Regions from separate parts of the Mus musculus genome. Here all the other regions are linked to region 3. The links are chromatin loops, found by intact Hi-C in ENCODE. Cell type or tissue: heart. All regions are shown on one strand. Region 1 holds the start of Ccdc117 (coiled-coil domain containing 117). Region 2 holds the start of Gm22471 (a small nucleolar RNA gene). Region 3 overlaps Ankrd36 (ankyrin repeat domain 36).

Region 1 (8,000 bases), 87 kb after region 3:
TGTCACTGCTGTTGCTAACCCAACTCTGCTGAATGGGACTGCTGGTATGTTCATGAAGTGTTTACATGTGGCTCGAGCTGCTACTGCCTGCTAACCTCTGAACTGAGCTGATGATTTCTAGACAACAGAGAAGGGAGTTGCTCCAAAGAACCTTTCTACACAGGTCCACTAACTTCTTATCCTTTCTTTCCTACTGCCAGGCACTCTGGTCGAGTCAGCTTGACAGGCCGAGTGGCTTGGAAGCTACTCACGAGGCAGAAGAGTTTCATGGAAACTCACCTCCTGGAGTGTGGCGTCCTCTCTGACCCACACATTAATATTCCATTCCCGCGTTAGACTAGTGTATGGATCCACGTGCTCTCTTTTAGTATTATCCTATTATAAGTGCCTTTTAAGATTGAATTCTGACATAGCCAAGCCTTCACCAATGTTCCAACTTCCTAGAAAGTCCTTGAGCAGACCCTGGGCTTGGAACTCAGGAAGAATGTTGCCTATTCAGTAACATTCAAAATTGCCTCTAGTATTACACTATCACTTTGAATAAAAGCTAGGTCACTGCCATACACAGGAATTTACCATCATCTAGGAAGAAGGAAGTTTCAGACCTAAGGAGAAACCAGAATAGATACTTAGAACTATAGATAGCTGAGTTACACCCATACACATGTATTTACAATGGCCTAAGGGAAAGGTGGACTATACAATAGACTAAAATAAGAACTATTGCAAGGGCAGGAAGCCCTTGACCCTGACTCCTAAGATTAAGTGAATCTTAGGTGGAGCCCTTGTTGATCCCAGCTGTTAACAATGAATTCTGTCCCAGGTGGTTCCTGTTAGACCTTCTGTGTTTGCATTCCTCTGTTTTATGTAAGAATCCAGTAACCTCTTTGTACCTTGCTGGTGTGTCACCCAATTTCCCTATTTTCTTCTGTATAAAAAGTTTGATGCTCGATTTGACAAATTACATTCAGATTCTACACAACCTCTCCTGTGTGCATCTGTCTGTCATCCCATCCAACGCTTTGCCCACCTGTGACTAGAGACCCGTTCCATGCAGACAAAGGGGCCCAGAGGGTCTGCGGCATCCTACTACCTCTGATAGGTGGGTGGTGGGCAACAAAGGTTAAAGTGTTTAAAAACCATCATTAAAAATAAGGTTTGAAAAAATTAAAGTTACACATAGGTCTTGGGTATGGACCTGGCCAGTATCCAAGTTCCTGAACACTATTTAATAAAGGCTGCTTCAAATTTGGCTCAAAAATTGTGGTAGTAGTCTTAGAGCAGGGAAGTTGGTGTATGGGCAATTCTCCATTCTTTGGCTGAGGTGGAAGGTCCTGGTAGTGTCACGTGATACAGACTCACACCGTATTTTGCCGAGGCAAGACCAGTGGGAGGACACGTGATGTTTGGAGAGTATGGATAGGACTCAACGCACAGTGACTGTATGGTTGGCCACTGCATAAAGCATTTCTTCGCCCCTAAAACTTAGCTCTCAGACGTTGTTTTTTTTTTGGGCGATGGACTTCTGGACCCGAGTTAGATAATGATACTATTAGGGCAGCCCCAGAGTTGTCCTGAAGAATTCTGCAGGTGGTCCTCAAACAACATTATTCTGTTACCTCAAATTCAAGATGAAAGCAAGCCACTTGATAATTGTGTCAGGACACAGACATGTAGAAGGGATAGTCATGTCTCATTTCCTATCTTGTACCTTCCCCAAACTGGTAACTTCCTAGCATGTAGCAGCCACAACGTGTGGTAGGACAGTAGAAATAGTTTCCTAAATTAGTCCTCATATCCTATCTCATGCCTTCACTGGTCTGCTAAGAGAATCCTTTCTAAGCTCAGAGACTTCTACTAAAGTAGATAAAAAGAGGAAATTTCCTATGTGTCTCGAATTATTTGAGTCACAGAATTATCCTAAATTCCTAACAATTCATTCCAGTCAAAGGTGCTGTTTTGTTCGTTTTGGAGATAGGGTCTCACACATCCATTTCATGTCCTTCTTAGCTGAGGCTGCCCTTCCATTTTTAAAATCCTCCTGCCTCAACCTTCCAAATGCTGGGATTACAGGTTTATGCCACCCGACCTGCTCATACAAAGTTGCCTTTATGAACTTTACTTCCTCCAAATCATTTATCACTAACTCAACTCCCCCAGGCTAAGACACTAACTCACTTCCTTAAGTCCACTCTAGTTCAGTTACTGGTGTGTCCTTGATAAATCTTTGGCTAAATGGCATTGACAATGGTATAAGCCACTCAGTGATGAGTGATGGGATCATTCTTTAAGGCAGAAAAAAATGGGGGATGATCAGTGGTAGGACTGACCAATCAATCCTCCACTCCATTGGTCCAACCTAAGCAGGGGACATTATTAACCATCTTTGGATATACAAGGCTGAACTTCTGCTTTTCCCCTCCAATTGCTCTCCCAATCTCTGGGGGTTTTAGTAATTGTCCATGGGATCCAATACATCAAAAATTTCATTTATGATAAAACACAGAAACAATTGAAAGATAGCATTACAAGTACACACATGTAGAGTTTTCTAAGCCTTGACATCCTGTTTTGTTGTTAAGGCTGAACTCAACCATTCTCTTGCTTCAACCTCCCTATAGCTGGGATTGACTGGAAGTATGTGCCACACATCCACCTGCTTCATGTATAAATATTGTGGTGGAGTACATGCACCCTACCACTCAGCTGCACTTCCCTCTCGGAGTTTTATTAGCTTTTAATTTTCTATTTGTTATTGTTATATGTGTGCATGAGAGTGCATGTGTAACCAGGGAACAAAACCAAGCCAGTCCCCACCCCCACCCCACGAAAGGAAGTTCAAGAACAAGTTTCTAGAGTTGGTTTTCCTTTCACCATAGATTCTAGAATAATAACTCCAGCTGTCAGGTCCCACTCCTAGGCATTTTTTTTTTTTATATTTTGTTTCGTAACAGTGGCTGGCCTGGAAGTCACTATGTAGACCAGACTGACCTAGAATTCAGAGATTTTCCCTCCTCTGCCCAGAAAGTGCTGGTATTAAATGTGTGCACCACTATGCCCAGCCCCACCTCTAGATTTTTAATTCATTCACTACTCACTTCAACTCTGAAAACATTTTTTCTTATCCTGTTTACTACAGAAGAAACAGAAACGTGTAACTTTTTATTTTGGACTGGGTCCCACGTAGACTAGGCTAGCCTAGACCATGCTACTTAGTCAAAGTCTGGCTTTGAATGTGTCTGATTATCCTGCCTCCACCTGATAAGAGCTGGGAATCCACCACGCCCAGCTCAAACGTTCTGTATAGGGATTGGGTGTCTGTCATTCTGGCCGGGTGAGGGCGACCTGACCTCCTGCAATTCGTCCGGTACACCCCCGGCCATCTTGCCTGTAGTCCTTAAGGACCACAACTCCCGGCATGCCTCACGACAGCGGCCCTCTATACACAACAAATCCCGACGTGTCTCTGGGCGGTCCGGAGTGGAGGGTTCTAGAAGGCGTGAGGTTGGGGGGCCGAAGAGGGCTCAGAGGCAGGTAATCGTGGGTAGCGTTGGTGGCGGCCACTGCGGAGTCTGGGAAAACGAACGACTGGGGTCGCGGACGCAGCCTCGTCTGGAAAGCCATGGCAGCCCTCGGCCGGCCCTTCAGCGGCCTCCCTCTGAGCGGCAGCGCGGACTTCCTGCAGCCGCCACCGGCCTTCGCGGGCCGGGCCTTCCCGCCAGGAGCCGCCGGCCATGACCTGGCCCCGCGGCCCGGTGTCCGCGGCGCGCCGAGCAGCCCGGGCGGGAGAACAGCGCGCGGACGGTGAGCAGGCGGGGCGGGCCCGTTAACCTCTCGGGACGTTAACCGTGAGTCCCGGGGCGCAGGGCGGGCGACCCTCGAGGGTTCTTCGGCCTGGACGCTTCCCTCCACACGCGCGGCCGCCGGCTGCCGGCCGGGACAACTTTGAATGCCTCTGGGACACTTGGGTCCCTCATCGGCAATGTTGGGGGCAGAAATGGGTTTGGAGCGAGTGCTCAACTGTCACTGCCCCGACAGAAGTGACAACTTCAGATTTTCTTGTCTGAGGTTATTTTATTCGGAGCCCCTGGCAAATCGTGATCACCTGGGACCTGTGTGGGTCTATCACGGCCAAGGAAGGAATGTTCAATTTGTGGCGGGAGATCCGGATGAGTGAGGCGACAAATACATGGTGCAGAAACGTTACATTTACGTTCCAGTCGTGAGTGACTGGTTTGTTTTTGTTTGTTCCAACAGTGTTTCCATTCACTGTAGAAAGAAACACAAGCGGTTGGCGGAGGATGATGAGTAAGTATCCAGACCAATTTGTCCTCTTTGTGGTCGCGGTTAGTTTAACACGTGTATCCTATTTGAAGTGAAAACGGTGAAGCACATGTATCTCTTTAAACTGCTGACATTGTTTGCCTTTTAGGGGCAGAAACTGAGTGGCGGGCAGGTAGAGGAAAATGCGCATGCATTTTAAACTGTCATTTCAGACACAAAAGTATTAAACCAAAACAAAAAGAAAATCCTAGGCTCTGTATTGGAAGGGTTGGTGTTCTCCGCGGAGGTAGTAACCATGTAACCTGTTCTCTTTCTCCTTAGGAAGAGTCCAGAAACTTACAAATTTTGTAGCCAGATACCTGGTCACTCTGCAATGCTTTGGAGTAGCTTATTCCAAATGAGTATATACAAGGTCTACCTGTTGGTTTTTGTTAAGATCGCCTGTCTGTGGAGCCGTGTCTAACCAGGGCTGTCCTCAAACTTATTAGATCTGTTTGCCTCTGCATGTTCAGATTATAAAGGCCCACATGCTACCAGGCCTCAATACCTGCCTTTTCTTTTTTTTCTTGACCATTACTATTATACAAATTCCAGATGAGTATGTGGAAGTTAGAGGACAGCATTTGGAAATTGGCTCTCTCCCACCATGTGGGTTCCAGGATCAGATTCAAGTTGTCAGTTTAGGGGCAAGTGTCCTTACTCATTGAATCGTCTTGCTTTCCTGCTTTTCCTGTGCTAAGGGTCACCTAGGGTGATCACGCTAGGCAGTTACAACCCCATTCACTTGTCCCAGGCCCTGTCCTGGATAGTCTGTCTGATCCTACCTCCACCCGACCCTGGTAGAAGCTAAATCCTTTTCTGACAATGACGACTTAATCCAGTAATCCCAACTGAGAAGGAGAATTTGGGGCTAGCTCTCAAAGCACAAACCAAACAAGAGCTAGTGAGGAAGGTGGAGGCAGGAGGATGAGACCTTGAAGGTCTTCCCTCTGAAACAGTGACTTGTGACCAGCTTGGGACTCATGAGATCCTGTCTTAAAAAGGGGGGGGGGAAGAAGGAACTAAAAATGAATTTTTAAAAATGAATTTTGAGCCGGGTGTGGTGGCGCATGCCTTTAATCCCAGCACTCGGGAGGCAGAGGCAGGCGGATTTCTGAGTTCGAGGCCAGCCTGGTCTACAGAGTGAGTTCCAGGACAGCCAAGGCTACACAGAGAAACCCTGTCTTGAAAAAAACAAAAAAAAAAAAAAAAAAAAATGAATTTTGATACTTAGACACATTAAAAAATTTTTAAAAATTAAAAAAAAAAAAAAAACCAGAAGGTGGTGGCCTGTGCCTTTAGTCCCAGAACTTGAGGCCAAGTTAGGCAGAGCTTAAAGTTAAAGGACAGTCAAGGCTACTGAGAGAAGCCCTGCCTCAGGGGAGAAGCGAGAGTTGAAAATTTCCTTATTTTTTTGTGAATGAGGGGTAAGGGAGGCAGAAGTAGCCCCATCTTGGATGTTATTGATATCATCCACCTCACCTTCTGTTTGGTTGGCTTTTGGTTTGTTGTTTTGTGGTTTGTTTTGTTTTGTTTTTTTTTTTTTCAAGGGTGGCCTTGGACTTAGAGATCAGAGATCAGCCCGCCTCTTGCCTCCGAAGTACACCACCACTTTTTGTTTGTTTGTTTGTTTTTTGTTTTTGAGGCAAAGGCTCACTATGTTGTTCTGGAATGTACTAGGTAGAACAAGCTAGCTTTGGCCACTTATCTATGCTAACTAAGTGCTGGGATTAAAGTGCCTGCAGTCCCAGCTTTGCTGCAGTTTTTGTTTTGTTTTTGTTCTGTGTGTGTGTGAGATGCATTTATAAGTGGAAGCCAAAGGTTGGCATCAGGTATCTTCCTCAATTACTTGAAATGTTCTATTTTGAGGCAGAGTAGCTCACTCAGACCCAGAACCTGCCTTTGGCTTGCCCTGTGAATCCCATCCCTACTTCCTGAGCCCTTTGATTACAGGTGGGTTCCATGCCTACCTGTCATTTACATACATCTCTGGTCTTCATGCTGCCACAGCATGTATGGGACTTTTCCCATTGAGCCAACTCCATGGCCCCCACCTAGTTTTTGTATGGTTAGGGCTCAGACAGAGCTAGGGATTTTCCTGCCTCTGCTCTCTGGTGCTAGTGTTACAAGTCACTATGCTTTGCTTTCTTTAATGTTGGTTCTGAGGATTGAACCCGGGTCCTCATGTACATGGCAGCGCCCTTCCCACTGAGCTGTCTGCCCCAGTCCAAAAAGTTGCCTTAGATCAACTTAGCCCTTAGCCCACAAACCCCTACATCAGGGGATTTGTTGCCTTGGGATTGCTATAGATAACTCAAGAACTTTTTTTTGTCTTCTATAGTGCTATAGGTAATTGAATTACTGATACCAGTGTTTGCTTAAGGTGTAGAAACTATGCTAGGTACAGTTGCAAAGGTCTTTAATTCCAGTGCTCAGGGGGCAGAGGCAGGTGGATCGCTTCAAGGACAGCCAGGGCTATACAATGAAATCCTGTCTGGGGGTAGGGGATGTAGGAACTTGATTTAATTCATACATTTATTTCTAGCACTTTGGAGACGGAGGCAGGTGGATCTCTGAGTTCAGCCTGGTCTACAGAGCAAATTCTAGAACAGCCAGGCTTACACAGAGAAACCCTGTCTCAAAAAAATTAGCTGCCTTTGATTTGTGGATGGAGAAAGATATCAGCCTTGAAAAGTGGGTATGTTGCAGGATATTTGCACTTTGTGGGCCACAAGATTGTGTGAACTAGAACAACCTTGTGTATGGCTCAGCCCTAGCGCACAACTAAAGTCAATCCTAGGTCAAGAGGCAGAGCAAGCAAGCAGCTGACAGGGAGTGAACCTAAGTGAACAGAGTGGGGGTCTTTAAGACAGTGTGGAGAGAGAAAGCTTCCTTCAGAACAGTCAGTAAATTAGGAAGACCCACTGGGTGGGTGCTCGCTCTGCCTCTCTGAGCTAACAGAGCTAGTTAAGCCAGCTGTCTTACTTACTTGCTTCTTTTTCACCCCTGCATCTGGCTCTCATTGGTAAAATGAACAGCTGGGAATTTTGTTTTTGAAGACAATGGGTGGCCTGCACATTTAGATCTATGCCCAGATGTGTACTGCTTAGCTTGCCACCCTCACTGCTTTGCTCGGTATCTAAAAACCTTTCTTTAAAATGCTAGTTTATTTTCCTTTGTGTATGTGCATTCACACATGGATATTGATGTTCAAAGCCCAAGGGTATTAGAGTCCCTAGCAGCTAGAGTTACAGGTGGTTGTGAGCCATCTGAGAGTGAGTGCTGGGAACTGAATTTGGGTTTTTTAAGAGCGGTACATGCTCTTAACTGATGAGCCATCTCTCCAGCTCCTAGAAACCTTTTTTTTTTTGGTTTTTTGAGACAGGGTTTCTCTGTATAGTCCTGGCTGTCCTGGAACTCACTTTGTAGACCAGGCTGGCCTTGAACTCAGAAATCTGCCTGCCTCCCGAGTGCTGGGATTAAAGGCGTTCGCCACCACGCCCGGCTGTAGAAACCTTTTTAAATTCACATTTTCTTTAGGGCTTAATCACTATTGATCTTCAGCTATTAATTAGCAACATAACTCTCTAGGATAAAACAACCTAAGGTCAAAGGACAATCTCATACATTGAATTATTAGATGTTCTGGGAGACTGCCCATTCTCTCTCAGTTATTA
Region 2 (8,000 bases), 68 kb after region 3:
GAGTCAAAAGCCAATGGTCACCAAGGTGGATTAGTCCATTGCCCAGAACCTCAGGGCATAGACCCGCCACCAATTCGGAAGAGCCAGGTGAACTTTCTGCGGGGCAAGTCTGAGGAGACTTACAGAGACACAGTCCAGATGCAGGCCCAGAAGCATGGCTCCCAGCTCAGCCCTGAGCAGCTCTCTCGGCTCAGACAGCTCTCAGAGTCTCTGACTGCCATGGTGCACAACCTTCTACAGCATGGCCGACCAGGCAGGCTTTGTCTTCCCTGATGAGGGCTGGCTTGTCCCAGCCCCCATGCCTGCCCCTCAGGAGCTGTCTGGCGAGGACTCTCAGAGTCCTTTGGTGGAGGGAGGAGAGAAGATGACAGATCCTGCCAGCCAATCAGACAAGTCCTGAGCCAAGGCCATGAGACCCTCCTAAGCAGAGTCACACTCTGAGACAACAAAACTGCACCTCCCTGTCTACACAGCCTGTGGCATTCACCTCTCTGTGTGAACATGTACCAGGCACATTGATGAGAAGAGGAGTTTGAAGTGTTTACTCTGGACTATGAACTGTGTTTCACTGGGATCTAGGATTCAAGTGCTAAATGCACAGTCCATCCTTGCTTTCTTTGGATATTTTGCTCAAGTATGTATGTGTTGGGTTTGTGTACTTATATTGTAGAGTATGTCAAATAAATATTGATTTACCAAAAAATGCTGTAGTTCTTTGGTCTTTTCATTTAGTGTGAGGAGGGCGGGTACACAAATATCTTAGAGTATATTCCCTGTAGATCATAATCAGTCATCTGCCTTCCCTTCTGCCAGCCCCCTCCTGATTTTATATTAAGTCTACCTTTATTTTTGAGAAAGTGATGACATTGTGTCCTTACTCATGTTGAATGTCAATGATCATAACTACATGTTCTGGGATTGCACAGAGAATGTTTAGTATTAATTATGCAAATTAATTACCTGTAGCAAATTCAAATAAAGTGAACCGTTTCTTTCTAGTTTTGTTTTTATTATTTTATAAGAGCACATATCACAGTGAAGTCATAAGTTGAACTTGACTATTTTCAGTTTAGTGTTATCAACTTCCTTTGACTGCCTTGGGAGACTGGCCTCTGGCTGCAAGAGGGATTATCCAGATCAGACTAATTAACAAGACAAAGCCTCCCCCTGATGTGTGTGGCAGAATTTTTCCTTGGGGGCCTTGCCTCCTATGGAGGCGTAAGGGAGCCTGGCTTGAGTCTCCCTCTGCTGCCTGACTGCGATGGATGTGAGCAGCAGGCTGCTCCTCCTGTGCTCATGCCTTCGCCACCATGACGACTGCAGGAAGCCTTCCCTTGCTGAAGTCACTCTTCCCAGGCTGTCTTATCTCACTCTCGAGAAATGACCAACACCGCTCTGTTGCTGTGAGAAACCACATGACAGAAGCTTTTGTGAAATGCAAGGTTTCTTTCAGCGCACAGTTGACAAGTTGGTCCATTCTTGAACAGTCTCCTGGCAGGATGCTGGAGGCAGAAGCTGATGCAGAGGCCATGGAGTGGTGCTGCTTACTGGCTTGCTTCTCTTGGCTTGCTCCGCCTGTTTTTTTTTTTTTTTGTTTTTGTTTTTTTTTTGTTTTTGTTTTTGTTTTGTTTTTTTTTTAATAGAACCCTGTACCTGGTTTCCCAGTGGTGGCGCTACCCACAAGAATCATAAACAAAGAAAATGCACCACACACTTGCCTACAGCCTGATCTTATGAGAGGAATTTTGTCACTACTCATTTTTCCAAGTGACTCTAACTTCCATGAAGTTGACATAAAACTGAGCAGACATGCTAAGGTCATAGGCTACACAGAAATCTATTACAGTTGTCACAAAGAGACTTGATGTCTTGCAGAAATTTTAGGAACCTGGGAAAAGGCAATGCCATTCACTGAAACACTATTCCTCTACCAGATTCCAGGAAAAGGGAAAAGAAGGGGAGTGTTTAGAATAAACGTTGCTCGTCATTTAAATGTTTGCTTTGCAACCATTTTATGTTGAAGTAAATGAGGATGAGAGTTAGCATCAAAAGTCACACCTCATTGTAAGTTCTCAGAGATTTCCCTGGTGGTGAGATCTCTCTGAGGAAGCTTTATCAGACATACCTCTGAAAGGGTCTGAAGACCTCTGAAAGGGTCTTGAGATTCCTGGGTTTGATGACATCAGGTGCATGGCTGTGACTGGGAGAGACTTATGTGCCACAACCAGCATCCAGTCCTGGAGCATATCCATCTTATAGACATGCCATAGTCCTCCTGGCCTAGACCCGACAGTAAGATTGATCCCTCCTGTCTTTAATATCCATGTTTTTGCATTTGAACAGCCTTGACCCTCTGCATTAACCACTCCCTGTAATAGTGCCCGAGACCTCAGCTGGCCCCCGGATGCCAGCACAGTGGATTCCATGCTGAAAGCACCATTAATGCTGTAAAACTCAGCGAGTGGACAGCACCCTCTGCCAAAACTAAAACAAAGACCAAACCCATCAAAGTCCAAAGTTCTGGGAAAGTCTCTAAATGTACTTACCTTGCTTTTTAGCTTCTGTAGTTGCATTTCTGGCTAACTGTTCTTGCTAACTGAAGTATATAAACAGAGAACATGGGTTTTGTGCTTAAAACTCACCCCGAGAAAGACTCAGGACTATACTGGGATCCTTAACACACAGCGTAGTTTGCTAGCTAGCTAATGAATATTTTCTATTGTCTGAACAGTCTTCTCTGGTGAATACCCCGTGTCTTAGTCGGGGTTTCTATTCCTGCACAAACATCATGACCAAGAAGCAAGCTGGGGAGGAAAGGGTTTATTCGGCTTACACTTCCATACTGCTGTTCATCACCAAGGACTGGAACTCAAGCAGGTCAGGAAGCAAGAGCTGATGCAGAGGCCATGGAGGGATGTTCTTTACTGGCTTGCTCAGCCTGCTCTCTTATAGAACCAAGACTACCAGCCCAGAGATGGTCCCACCCACAAGGGGCCTTTCCCCCTTGATCACTAATTGAGAAAATGCCCCACAGCTGGATCTCATGGAGGCATTTCCTCAACTGAAGCTCCTTTCTCTGTGATAACTCCAGCTGTGTCAAGTTGACACAAAACTAACCAGTACACCCCACAATATATACATCAAGAGAAATAACACTGGGGGAGTTATTGGCTGGGAGGGCATTGTCCAAAACTCTTTCCATGGATATGAATCTAGAAAGCACACGCTGTACACTTAATTGATGCTCGCTCTTCCTCAGAAAGCTTAATCCAGTAAAGGAGTCTGTCTATCCCTGCTGTCAGGCTGCTGCCCGTGGTGCTTCCACTGCACACATCTGCATCCACAGCACAGGGCAGCTCCATTGTTCTGTAGGAGCCCTGGGACAATACCCCCTGAAGCCCTGGCAGTCTCCTAATTGTAAAATCTGCAGTCCTGATCATGGTGGCACATGCCTCTAGTCCCAGAACTCAGGAGGCAGAGGAAGGAGGATCTTTGAGTTCAAGGCCGGTCTGGTCTACAGAGTGAGCTCCAGAACAGCCAGGACTACACAGAGAACCCCTGTTTCAAATAAACAACAATAAATAAATAAAGATGTTTGCTCCCTTCCCCTAGAGGCATTGAAGATGTGGCTGCTGTGTCTCGTGTGCCTCAGTAGGTAGCAGAGAGGAAAGAGGCTCTGTTTACACTGTGTTCTGACCTGTGAACATCTGAATGATGAGTAGCCTAGCATTCCCTGAAATGGGGCTGGAGAGATGGCTCAGCCATTTAAGAGCACCAACTGCTCTTCCAGAGGTTCTGAGTTCAATTCCCAGAAACCCCAATGGTGGCTCACAGCCATTTGTAATGGAGTCTGATGCCCTCTTCTGGTGTGCCTGAAAAGAGCAATGGTGGTGTACTCATATGTATAAAATAAGTAAATCTTAAAAAAAAAAAAAATCCCTGAAATAAGCAAGCCTGAGACGACCACCACTCCAGTGTCAAGCAGGACTGGACAGACGCCCAGGACAGAACGCAAGCCAGAGACTAGAAGAACCCCACCTGGGACCACAGGCCACAGGCTGGAGTGAGTCCAAGACAGATAGCTGCTGGGTGGGCAGGCAGAGGAAGCACCCTGGAAGGACCACCAGACTCGGTGCTGTGGGGCACTGACAGGAAGCCAGCCTAAGATGAACACCAGCCTGGCACCCCCACTCCCACGCTCAAGACGACCCCTGCCTGGTACCATAGTACACAAGCACAGCATAGCTCCTGAGACCACTCCTGAATGACCCCAAAGATCCCAGGGGCCACTAAAAGGAGCAAGGAAGTGGTGGAGAAATGGGAGAGAGAGAAACAGAAGGATAAGGGCACAAGGAAGAGAGGCAGAACTACAAACTCAGGGGTAGTGAGGGACACCCTGATATAAGGAGCTGGTGATGCCGCCTGGACCATAGTAGGGTCCTGACCTGCTGACACTGAGAGACCACATCTGGATCCTTGGCCCTGCAGTATTAGGGGTCTGTTACCACTGAAGGCCAGGCAGATGTCCCTGGTCTGGGCTGCCTTAAAGTCTGAGGGCTGGCAGAACTGGCCCCACCCCTCACCTGGGAATTGTGGGAGAGCTGGCCCTAGAGGCAAGAGAGCAGGAGAGCTGGCCCCACCTATAGCCAGCTGAGTACTCAGGAGAGCAGTCCGCACATTGGGGGAGTTGCAGGTTTGCTGGCCCCAAGGATTCAAGCATGGGAGAGCTGGTCCTACCACTCCTCTCCCTGTGACAGCATGGAAAGGGAGAGATGCCTTCCTCCCCACTTAACCCCTAATGACCCAAGGCAGGTAGGAAACCTAGCCCTGGGGTTGTGAGATCCAGAGCTGACTCATCTTCACCAGTAGCAGCTTGGAAGAGCAGGTCCTGCACCTCACCCAGGAGCACAATAGAGCTGGCCCTGGATGTGCAGGCTGTGGGTGAGCCGGCCTGGAGACCACGAATGTGGGAGAACCAGCCCTGTGTCTAATCTGCTGTGCCCTGGTGTCGGCAAGGGAGAGATCCCCTCTCCTTCCTTTTGCCCTCTACACTGGAGATGGGAGAATTAGCCCCTATGGGGTCATGAAAGCAGGAGAGCTGTTCTGCCCTAAACCTGCTGCAGCATTCTGGAGAGCAGGCCCTGCACCTCACCTGGGCAGCATTATAACTAAGCCTGATGGCAGAGGTGGGGGAGTGGGAAGATGTGCAGGCGAGCCAACTCCCACGGTGTGAGTGTGGCCTTGCCTTTTGTCTGCCATGTGGTACTGTTCTCCACCGACACCTTTTGGGACCTAGGGCAGGTGGGAGAGCTGGCCCTGGGGTCATGAGTGCAGCAGAGCTAGCCCTGCTGCCTACTTTCTGCAGCTCAGAAGAGCAAGCCCTGAACCTTGCCTGGGCAGCATAGTAGAGCTGGCCCTGGATGCCAGGACTGCAGATAAGCCAGCCCCAAGAGTGTGAGTACATAAGAGCCAGCTCTGCCTCTTGTCTGCTGGGCAGTGGTGCAAACAAGGGAGAGACACCCTCCTCTCCTCCCTTGTCCCTCAACATCTGTGGCAGATGAGGGAGCCGGCCCCTGGATTATGACAGTGAGAGAGCTGGCCATGTCCCTCCCTGGCTGCAGCACTGAGGAGAGCGGGCCCTGCACCTCTCCTGAGTAGCTGGGTAAAGATGGCCCTGGTTGCAGGAATTTCAGATAAGTTGGCCTTATGATCGTGAAGGCTGGTGGCTGACCATTTTTGATACCCCTTAGGCCCAGATCCAGGGCCTGCCCCAACATCTACCTCACTGATGACCTGCTGGAGTGCATGAAGGTGCTGGTCCTACAGATGAAGATGAAGCCTTTAGATGAAGATGTCAAACTCTCAGCTTTGCCTGTGCCATGCCTGCCTGGATACTGCCATGCTCCCACCTTGGTAATAATGGACTGAACCTCTAAACCTATAAGCCAGTCCCAATTAAATGTTTTTATAAGACTTGCCTTGGTCATGGTATCTGTTCACAGCAGTAAAACCCTAAGACAATTAGTTTTATTATTTCTTTTTAAATTTATTTTAATCTCGGCATTAAACAGTTGGGAGTTTTTTGACATACCTTCAAATTAAGAAAAGTCATTTGTTTTTATTTAGACTTTTTGTTTTGCAACACTGAGGTCAAACTCATGGTCCTGCACTGCATTTGTCTTACATTAGGAATACTTGGTGATCTTTCCATTCACCTTGAAGAATAGAAAATTACTGGCCTCTTGTGAAAACATGAATTTTTTACCTCGGAGCCCACCCCCTCCCATCTAGAGATTGTTCCCAGAACACTCCTAAACTTTTCACCCCAAAACTCCTCACCCTAAAGTTCGAACCCTCCCAACTAAAAACTGTTCCAAGAACATTTTTGAGATAAAGGCCTCCTAGAACAACCTCAAAATGAACCAGGTACTCCTTAGTTACGTAGGTTCCTTGATAGGACATGACTCCTTAGTTACGTAGATTCCTTTGGCAGAACTCCCTAGTGATGTAAACTTGTACTTTTCCTGCCCAGTTCTCCCCCTTTGAGTTTTACTATATAAGCCTGTGAAAAATTTTGGCTGACGGTCGAGACTCCTCTACCCTGTGCAAAGGTGTATGAGTTTCGACCCCAGAGCTCTGTGTGCTTTCTGTTGCTGCTTTATTTCGACCCCAGAGCTCTGGTCTGTGTGCTTTCATGTTGTTGCTACTTTATTAAATCTTACCTTCTACATTTTATGTATGGTCTCAGTGTCTTCTTGGGTACGCGGCTGTCCCGGGACTTAAGTGTCTGAGGGAGGGTCTCCCTTCGGGGGTCTTTCATTTGGTGCATTGGCCGGGAAACAGCGCGACCACCCAGAGGTCCTAGACCCACTTAGAGGTAAGATTCTTTGTTCTGTTTTGGTCTGATGTCTGTGTTCTGATGTCTGTGTTCTGTTTCTAAGTCTGGTGCGATCGCAGTTTCAGTTTTGCGGACGCTCAGTGAGACCGCGCTCCGAGAGGGAGTGCGGGGTGGATAAGGATAGACGTGTCCAGGTGTCCACCGTCCGTTCACCCTGGGAGACGTCCCAGGAGGAACAGGGGAGGATCAGGGACGCCTGGTGGACCCCTTTGAAGGCCAAGAGACCATTTGGGGTTGCGAGATCGTGGGTTAGAGTCCCACCTCGTGCCCAGTTGCGAGATCGTGGGTTCGAGTCCCACCTCGTGTTTTGTTGCGAGATCGTGGGTTTGAGTCCCACCTCGCACCTTGTTGCGAGACCGTGGGTTCGAGTCCCACCTCGCGTCTGGTCACGGGATCGTGGGTTCGAGTCCCACCTCGTGCAGAGGGTCTCAATCGGCCGGCCTTGGAGAGGCCATCTGATTCTTCTGGTTTCTTTTTTGTCTTAGTCTCGTGTCCGCTCTTGTTGTGACTACTGTTTTTCTAGAAATGGGACAATCTGTGTTCACTCCTCTTTCTCTGACTCTGGAGCATTGGAAGGAGGTGCGGGTCAGAGCCCACAACCAGTCGGTGGAGGTCAGAAAGGGTCAGTGGCAGACCTTTTGCGCCTCCGAGTGGCCAACGTTTGGAGTAGGCTGGCCACCTAAGGGTGCTTTTGACTTGTCACTAATCGCCGCCGTCAGGCAAATTGTTTTTCAGGAGGAAGGGAGTCGATGTGGAATCTGCCCCCGTCAGGAAATAGCGTTTGGCTTGGCTGGTTGTACAAGTCCAGGCGTGGACGAGTGTGCTTAGAGATACTGGTGTCTTCTTTTTCTCTGTTGCTATCTTGTTTTTGTTTGTGGTTTTTGTCATGAGACACAGACACTGTACGTCAGAGGTAAAGTGAGATCCCTCCCTGTCTGTATGTCTGTGTGTCTGTGTGTCTTGTTCACTTGTGTGTCCTCCATTGGACCACCTTCTGATTCTGTTTTGTTTTTGATTTGTCTGGTTTCAGGTCTGGTCTTGGTCCCAAGGAGTTGACTGATTATCTTGGTTTGGTTTTAGGCCGGTCTCAGGTTCTGGGGCC
Region 3 (8,000 bases):
ACTCAGAAAAATGTCTGCTCTGAAGCAGCAAACTGACTGTAGCTTCTAAGAACACACAGTTTTATTACTAGTTTAAGATGTTTAAAACATTACACGTCAAATGTGATATGGAATTGCTGCCGAAAAGCTGATTATGTAAGCACTATTTGGAGTATGGCACAAAGAAAACATGACGGAGATTTGTGTATTAAAACTGTGCATACCGACGGCTGAGTATTCTCGCTGCTGTCAAGATTCTTTTGTTCCAGCTGTGATGTCCCCTCCGAATCCACTTCTGCTGAAACACACATACAGTTCTCTTAAAAACCTACTCATGAGGTTATAAAGAACAGCACTTAAAAGTAGATGAAAAGGATAAAAAGAATAAAACTCTAAAGGAATAATGGTTATTTTCAATTTTCAAATTAAAATTTTAAATGCAGATGGCTCCTTTATTTAAAAAATATTATAAGCTCACTGCTCTACACACACAAAGGGAGAGAGACACACACATATATACACATGCACATACAAACACACATGCACACACACTCACATACACACTTCTATATTATTTGGCTTGATAAATCCTTTCCCTAAATGAGGAAGCCTGAATAGTCCAAACCTGAGGACAGTCATTTGGACAGTGGGTAAAAGTGGCCTCAAGTCACCCTGATGTTGGGAAGATTCTACAATCTCAGACTTGTCTCTGTCAACAAGATCCCCAGAAGCAAAACGTTGACAGGAAAGAAGGAGGTACACACAACCACACCACTTGTTATTAATCACGGAGCCCAAAATTAATAGGATTTGTTTGCGCATTTATGTGTAATACCCTCTTGCTCTCATCAGAAGCATTTGTGTTCATTTTGTGACAAGTTCCCTTCTTTGCTGCAGCCAGGTCCTCAGTGGCGATGACTACACAGGTAAACTGATGTCCTTCCTATGTGCCCCCTATATTCTATCAGCAAGTGTACTCTATCTCCAACAAGAGAAGTCAAGTTATTTACTAACATTTGAGTCCGGAGATGATAGCTCAGTAAAATTCCTGACAAGCAAGCATAAAGGACCTGAGTTCAAATCCTCGCACCCACTTAAAAGCTGAGTATGGCTGCACAAATCTGCAATTGTAGCACAGTGGATGGAGGAAGGCACAGGTCCCTGGAGGAGCCTGCTGGCCAGCTAGGGAAGGTAACTGATAAACTCCAGGATTAGGGGTAGGGTGAGGGGACGAGGTCTCAATAGATCAAGTGCAGGAGTTGGGGGGTGAGGTGAGAGCAGAAAGATGGCTCAGTGGTCAAGGCATTCCCTGTCAAGTGATCTCGAGACAGGGTTTCTCTGTATAGCCCTGGGCCTGGCTGTCCTGGAACTCACTCTGTAGACCAGGCTGGCCTTGAACTCAGAGATCTGCCTGTCTCTGCCTCCCAAGTGCTGGGATTAAAGGCCATGGAAGTCCCAAGGAGCATTCAGAGGCATTCTCCTCTTGTCCTGGAATGACAGACACCTGGATCCCACTTTTCTTGTCCATTCCTTTTCTCCTTGCATTTAGTTAGTTCATTTCTTTGGCTATAGGGCACATGTTTACCATTCAGTCAGTGCCTGCTAGTCCCAGTGACTTTCAGGATGGCTCACCCTTACCTGTTGCCTGTTCCATATCTAGATATCGCCCTTGTTGATCTGTGGCATCAGATATAATCCCCTCACACTTGTTTAGCAGATTCTCAGAGACACTCTGAAAAAAATCAATACCCATAATTAGTCTGTAAACATTTCCCAAGTATTTCATAATATGATATCTGAAGTTTTCCTACTCATCATTTCTTTATTTTTTACTTTGCCATTAAAAAAAAATCCTAGAAACAAAAATGTCATACACTAAAATTAACCAGACCTAAAGACTTAAAAGTTAGTAACTTAATGAAATTCCTATTTGGAAAGCCACTGTTTTGAAATTAAGTAAAATGTTAAGTTTCTGAACATGTCTATAGAGGATCTTTTGTGTAATTTCTGGATCAAGCCAATATCTTTTCTTCATATGGTGACCAAACTTTGTATAGAGTTTGTAGGGTCTCTGGCCATCAAATATATTAACCAAAACTGGATGGCACACCTATCTCAACAAGGAACTACACTTCAGGATGTCTGCCTTTGATTCTGTATTTTGCACTAAAGTTAAACAACTATATAAAATACTTTAAATGAAAATGTATATGTATATTGCCTGTGTCACTCAGACTGACTTCCAACACAACTTACAGGGTTGGCGTTGTCATCGTGTGCACACCTGCCTCATCCCTGCCAATGCTGAGGTTACTAGTGTGTGCAGCCATGCCCAGAAAATGCCCAAAATGTTTCCCACGGCCCTACTTTTGTTGCAAAGCTCCATATTTGCCATGACTACATCTTGGTGAACATGGGCATGGGATGGTAGGACTCTCATTTTGGTAAACAAGAGTTTCGACAATCTAGATATAAAGTGGGAAATCACTGATGGGAGGTGGTTGACTAAAATGTGAAAGTAGTAAGAAAAGTACTGAGAGGGGTTGGTGGGATGGCTGTTCTTCCAGAGGACCCAGGTTCGATTCCCAGCACCCATGTGCTGGCTCACAATCTTCTCTAAGTCCAGTTACAGACATGCATGCAGGCAAAACACATACTTAGAATAAAAGTAAATCTAAAAAAGCAAAAAAGACCACCATGCAAATATTAGATCTGCCATGGGATTATCTCTTCATTTCATAAAACCACACAGTATTTCAAGTTTGGAGAAGAAGGAATGTTAAGAGCAGTTACTTACTAAAAGTCTACAAAATGCCAGGTCCTGAATTCACACACTTCCTTCCTAGTATCTCAAATGACATACCTAGGGTGGTTTAAGAAGCGGAGGCCACGGTGTTACGTTCCTTTGCTTAGGAAATAGAGTAGTCTACAAGGCTACACAATCTCATGCAAACACACCTCTATTTGCTTAGGGGAAAAGACAACAGGCAACAGGCATGCAACTCATGACAGCAAAAGAACAACTACCTCGCTTTCAAGGTGGACTTTCTCCCAGGCCAGGATCTCTTCCTCCAATATCCTGAACTCACTGTCGGATAGCCTGCCTCGCAGTTCTTCATCCGCGAAAGCTCTAGTTGTTGGGCCACCAGGGGGCGCATCACTGGCGGTTCCCAAGGTGCGCGCTGGGGCTTCAAAATTGCCCTTGCAGGGCAGTGGCTTCAGGAACAGGTCCTGTGTGCCTTTACTTTTCCTGTACATGTCGCTTGCAAGGGCAGAATCACCCCAACTTTTTACTTCGGTCACGTGACTCCTTTCTTTGGCGTTTGAAAGCCTGTTGGCATCACTGGACTTCAGCATGTGTCTGATATCTAACTGCCAGTCGGTGCGTTTTGGTTTCATAGTTTTTTGCGACTGGCTCTTGAACTCATGGCCTTCTTGCTTTTCACCCATACGTACTTCTGGGCACTTACCTTTTACCTTTCTGCTTTCAATGTTTTTAGAAGATTTCTCTTTTCTTTTGTGAAAAGATTCTCCCAATTCAGATGCGTTATTTTCACAGTCTAATTTATTTCTCATTAAGGGAAACTTAGTAAGTGACTGGCCACTGTAGTCCACGTCCTGAGAGGACGAGGGAGATGGAAAGGCATTTCCAAGGCCACCTTCCTCCTGTCTGGGAGAGGTCTGCAGTGTTACAGAGACCAGCGCAGCGCTCACATCTCTGTCGCCACAATCAAACATATTGTAGGCCAGGGTAGTGGGGTCCGACGTCAGGTGAGTTTTTCCTGAGACATCAGGTGGTCGCTCTTCCTTGAGGTAAACATTAGCGTTAACATCTTCATAGATCTCGTCACCCTTCTGCGTTGGCTTGTTAATGACACACTGTACAGTTTCTTTACCCTCCGGGTTTTCTCCTAATGTCAACTTTCCCCCAAGTATTTGGCCCTTAGCGGATTTTGAAAGTCCAGACGTATCTTCCTCATCAGAAGCCGTGTCCATCTCTGGCCCCTGAGATCTTTCTTGAAGTTGTACAGGTGGAGGGCTCGTCTGCTTGGCTTGATGCTGGGACGCCTTGGGTGCCAGAAGATGCCTCTCTAACCTATCCTCGTCCTTAGAAGTCATAGGGCAGGAACAAACAAACAAAAAGACTTAATGCGTACCATTTGGCTTTTCATAGTATGCGTTTAGATACACAAGAACCATACAAGCAAAATTAACAAGTAAAACTAGTTTAGGGCTGGTGAGATGCCTCTCAGTGAGTAAAAGGGCTTCCACCAAAGCCTGGGTACAACCCCCAGAATCTACATGGTGGAAAGAGACAAACAACTCCTCCAAGTTGGTTTCTGATCTTATCTTCATGGGATGCTGAGACATGGACATGCTCCCACACGGACAATAAATAAATGTAAAAAAAATAATAATAAATATAAATCCCTCATTTACTTCAGTCCTTCCAGAAGAATCTAGGACCCAGAAGACAACACTGTCACTGCTACTAGACTGATCCTCACTGATATGTGCTGGGTAATTTTCAATACTACAAGAACATTTATTTCACCATCCTTTAAATACTGATGCTTACTGACATTTAGTCTCTGAGAATGAGTAATTGAATAGTAGGTGAACTAAGATTGTTTACTTCCATAACGGTGACACCTTACATGCAAAACCAAATTAACATTAGAAGAAAATTCTAATGCTATGTTTGAAGAGCTGCAAATGCGACGGGTTTCTAAGTCTTCCCTGTTGAGATGCAGCTTCAAGAAGTATGGCAAGCTTTGCTGAGAGCACACGCACAACAACTCTGATGTATCAAGCACCCAAAACATGCCAGAGCCTTCTCGGCTGAGAAGAAAATTACTTTGGAGGTGGTTGTAGAGATCACAGGCGTCCTAACAACCTCGAGGGGCGCAGCCGCACGCAGCTGAGTGGCACAGGGCCTGTGCTGGGTTTTGGGTTAGGTCCTTTATGTACAAATAATGATGGTGATAAAGTCAACAGAGGTTTCTGTTTGCCTCACTTCTGGGGGGCATTGTGAGTAGTCATTGTCCAGAGGATTTGGATATATACAAACCCATCTTTTCATATGATTCTTTGGTAATAGGTAATTCATTTTAGAAAAACGCCTACATTGTGATTTTGTTAATTGGATGTGTATCCATCACAGGTACATAATTATCAGCAAAAGGTAAATTAAAAGGATTCGATGGAAGATGTACATTTTAAAGTAACTTAAAAACTTAAAAAGTAACATAGAAACTTAAATTTCATTTTCTCATTTACTATATAGAAATAAAGAGTTCTTACTGGGTATATCTTGTGAGTCAGTGGAAAGGGGCTTGTTTGGCAAACCCAAGGCCCTGTGATTCTCCCAATACAAAAAGAAAAAAAGGGAGGAAGGTGAGGAGGAGGGGAACAGATAAAAAGGCAGAAGTAGAAAGTACAAGCTGGTGTCTGTAACTGAACCTTTAATAAAAGGTTCAAATAAAATAATTTTGTATTTTTATGGATTACAGATTTGGGCATTTCATTGTTTATTTTATTTTTTAATAAAAAAATTTTAAACAATATATCTTGATTCTCCTCAAACTCCTCCCAGTTTTACCTTACCCATCTAACTTTATATTCTTTCTCTCTTTCTTAAAAACAAAAAAAGCCCCACAAAAAATAAAATTAAAAAAAAAATCAGGCAAAAGGCCAATAAAACAACAGATGCCAAATCAAAGAAAAAAATCCACAAAATACCACTGAGTTCATCTTGTGTTGGCTGATCACCTCCTGGTCTTGGGAACTTACCCAGTGAGACTCCATTGGAGAAAACTAACTTTTTCTTTTGCAATTGAGTATCAGCTGCTAATAGCTTCTTGGTTACGGGTGGGACCCATGTCTCCTTCCCTCTTTCAGCCTGGAACCCTGTCTGGCTTGAAGCTGTGCAGGTCCTGTGCATGCTACCCCAGTCTCTGTGAGTTCACTGTGCATCATTCCTCTTGTGTATGGAGGACACTGTGTCCCTGGAGTCATCTGTCAATGCTGGGTCTTAGAGTCTGCCTGCCTCCTCTTTCACATTGATCCCTGAGACTTGGAGGGGTTGGTTTGATGAAAACATCCCATTTAGGACTAAATACGCTGAAGTCTCTCACTCTGCACATTGTTAGTTGGGGTCTGTGTTAATCCCCATCTACTGCAAGAGAAAACTTTTCTGATAAGGGCAATTAAGTGAGGTGTTGCTTTTGCTAGTTTCCTTTACAAGAACCATTGTATTTGTGTTTCCCCTAGGCCAGTGACCTATCCAGCCTAAGGTTTTTGGCCACCCAGGCAATGTCAGACAAGGGTTCCATCTTAAAGTGTGTCTTAAAGTCAATCACATAGTGGTTGGTCACTCCCTCAACATGTGTGACGCCATTGCACCAGCCATCTTCCAGCAGGTCCCTGCTGTGGATTTGAGTGTCTGTTGCTGGGTGACCGTGATGATTGCCTTGCCTTTCTTCTCTGGTTATGCAGAGTGCCTTCCAGGGCTAGCAACGCTTGTCAATGGAGGCAAAGCTTCACCAGCTTGATAACTCTGCGTCAGGTGACCTAAGTGCTGTCTTAAGCAGCAGGGCCTTACTGTCAGCCCATAGAGCACAACCAATAGCCTTGGCGATAGCCTGGGATGTGTGATGTGTTGGGGCATCTAGGTTCCTCTCATATATGTATATATTTTAGGACCGTCTATAGCAGTAGGTCTCCATATGATTTCCAAAAGGCCTTTAGTGTAAGCTGTCCTTCCTAATGTTTCCTCATTCACTTTCCCTTCCCATCTCTCTCCCTATTTAATTCTCCTATTTGAGTTTCGCTTTTATCTCTCCATAATACTTCCTTCCTAGGGAGATCCTCTTCTCTCCCCAGTCCCTTACTAAGCTCTGTGGTTATTTGGGTAATAGCACACATCTACACATAAAAGAAAACATGCAATATATTTTTTTGGACCTGGGCTACTTCACTTAAAATGATTTTTTCTAGTTCCGTCCATTTGCTCGTAAATTTCATAATCCTATTTTTCTTAAGAGCTGAGTAATAGTTCATTGTGTCAATGTACCTCATTTTTACTATCCATTCATTGGTTGTTTCTATTTCCTATTGTGAAACAGAACAGTGATAATGTGGTTGAGCCAGTGTCTCTGTGGTGGGATGTAGGGTCCTTTGGGTGTACACCCAAGAGTGGTATAGCTGGATCTTGAGATAGACTGATTTCGAGTTCTCCCCAGAGCTGCCACATTGCTTCCCATGGTGGCTGTACAAATTCACACTCCCACCAGCAATGGAGAAACGATTCCCTTTGTTTTATTGATCTTGGCCATTCTGGCATGCATAAGATAAGATTTCAAAGTAATTTCGATTTGCATTTCCCTGATGACTAAGGACATTTAAGTGTTGCTCGGCCATTTGAGAGTTCTGTTTATATCTATACCCCATTTGAAAGTGGATTATTTATTTTCTTGGCATCCAGTTTTTTGAGTTCTTTATATATTTTAGATCAGTGATTCTCAACCTTCCTAAAGTCATGACCATTTAATACCTTATGTTAAGGTAACCCCCAAAGCCATAAAATTATTTTCATTGCTACTTCATAACTGTAATTTTGCTACTATTATGAGTTATGATGTAAATATCTGTGATCTCTGGTAGACTTAGGCAACCCCTAGCCCTCTATTGGATGTGTGATTGTTAAAATTCTTCCCATTCTGTGTAGCTTGTTCTTTGAATGATGGTGTCCTTTGCCATACAGAAGCTTTTCAACTTCATGAGGCCCCAGTCATTGTTGACCTTGGTGCATATGTTTTATTGAGAAATTTTGCATTCATGTTCATGAGGAAAACTGTTGTGTAATTTTCTAGGTGTTTGTATGGTTTTGATATTAAGATCATAGTAGCTTCATAAAAAGAATTAGGAACTATTCTTTTAGTTTCCATTTTTCAGAATAATTTGAGGGGTATTGGTGTTAATTCTTCTTTAAAGGTTTGGGAGAATTCTGCAGTGAATCT

What was found. A loop is a pair of places that touch in the nucleus more often than their neighbours do. Peaks named below come from ENCODE experiments on the same cell type or tissue, not always from the same donor. Only the 100,000 strongest peaks of a DNase experiment are listed, where the experiment ranks them.
Region 1: it touches region 3 in a loop (2.7-fold over the local background); 4 of 42 quality-filtered maps call a loop at or near these places.
Region 2: it touches region 3 in a loop (2.3-fold over the local background); 7 of 42 quality-filtered maps call a loop at or near these places.

Annotation. Positions count from the first base shown.
Region 1 is chr11:5,537,681-5,545,680 of GRCm38, reverse strand. Ccdc117 (coiled-coil domain containing 117) reads left to right here and starts at 3,464. Exons shown (of 5, transcript NM_134033.2): 1 at 3,464-3,804; 2 at 4,258-4,308. The coding sequence starts at 3,623. In heart, a CTCF peak has its summit at 3,337; a DNase peak (open chromatin) is centred at 3,410; H3K4me3 peaks cover 2,182 bases; H3K27ac peaks cover 1,624 bases.
Region 2 is chr11:5,556,337-5,564,336 of GRCm38, reverse strand. Gm22471 (a small nucleolar RNA gene) reads left to right here and starts at 3,602; the gene lies at 3,602-3,731. It also overlaps the pseudogene Gm3186. In heart, CTCF peaks have their summits at 1,264 and 3,866 (motif pointing left); no DNase peak of the experiment used is centred here; H3K4me3 peaks cover 305 bases; H3K27ac peaks cover 1,005 bases.
Region 3 is chr11:5,624,413-5,632,412 of GRCm38, reverse strand. Ankrd36 (ankyrin repeat domain 36) reads right to left here. Exons shown (of 27, transcript NM_023816.3): 16 at 3,007-4,086; 17 at 1,618-1,711; 18 at 204-274. Among named protein-coding and RNA genes, the nearest start is that of Ankrd36, 59 kb to the right of the region's middle. In heart, a CTCF peak has its summit at 3,127 (motif pointing right); no DNase peak of the experiment used is centred here; H3K27me3 peaks cover 437 bases.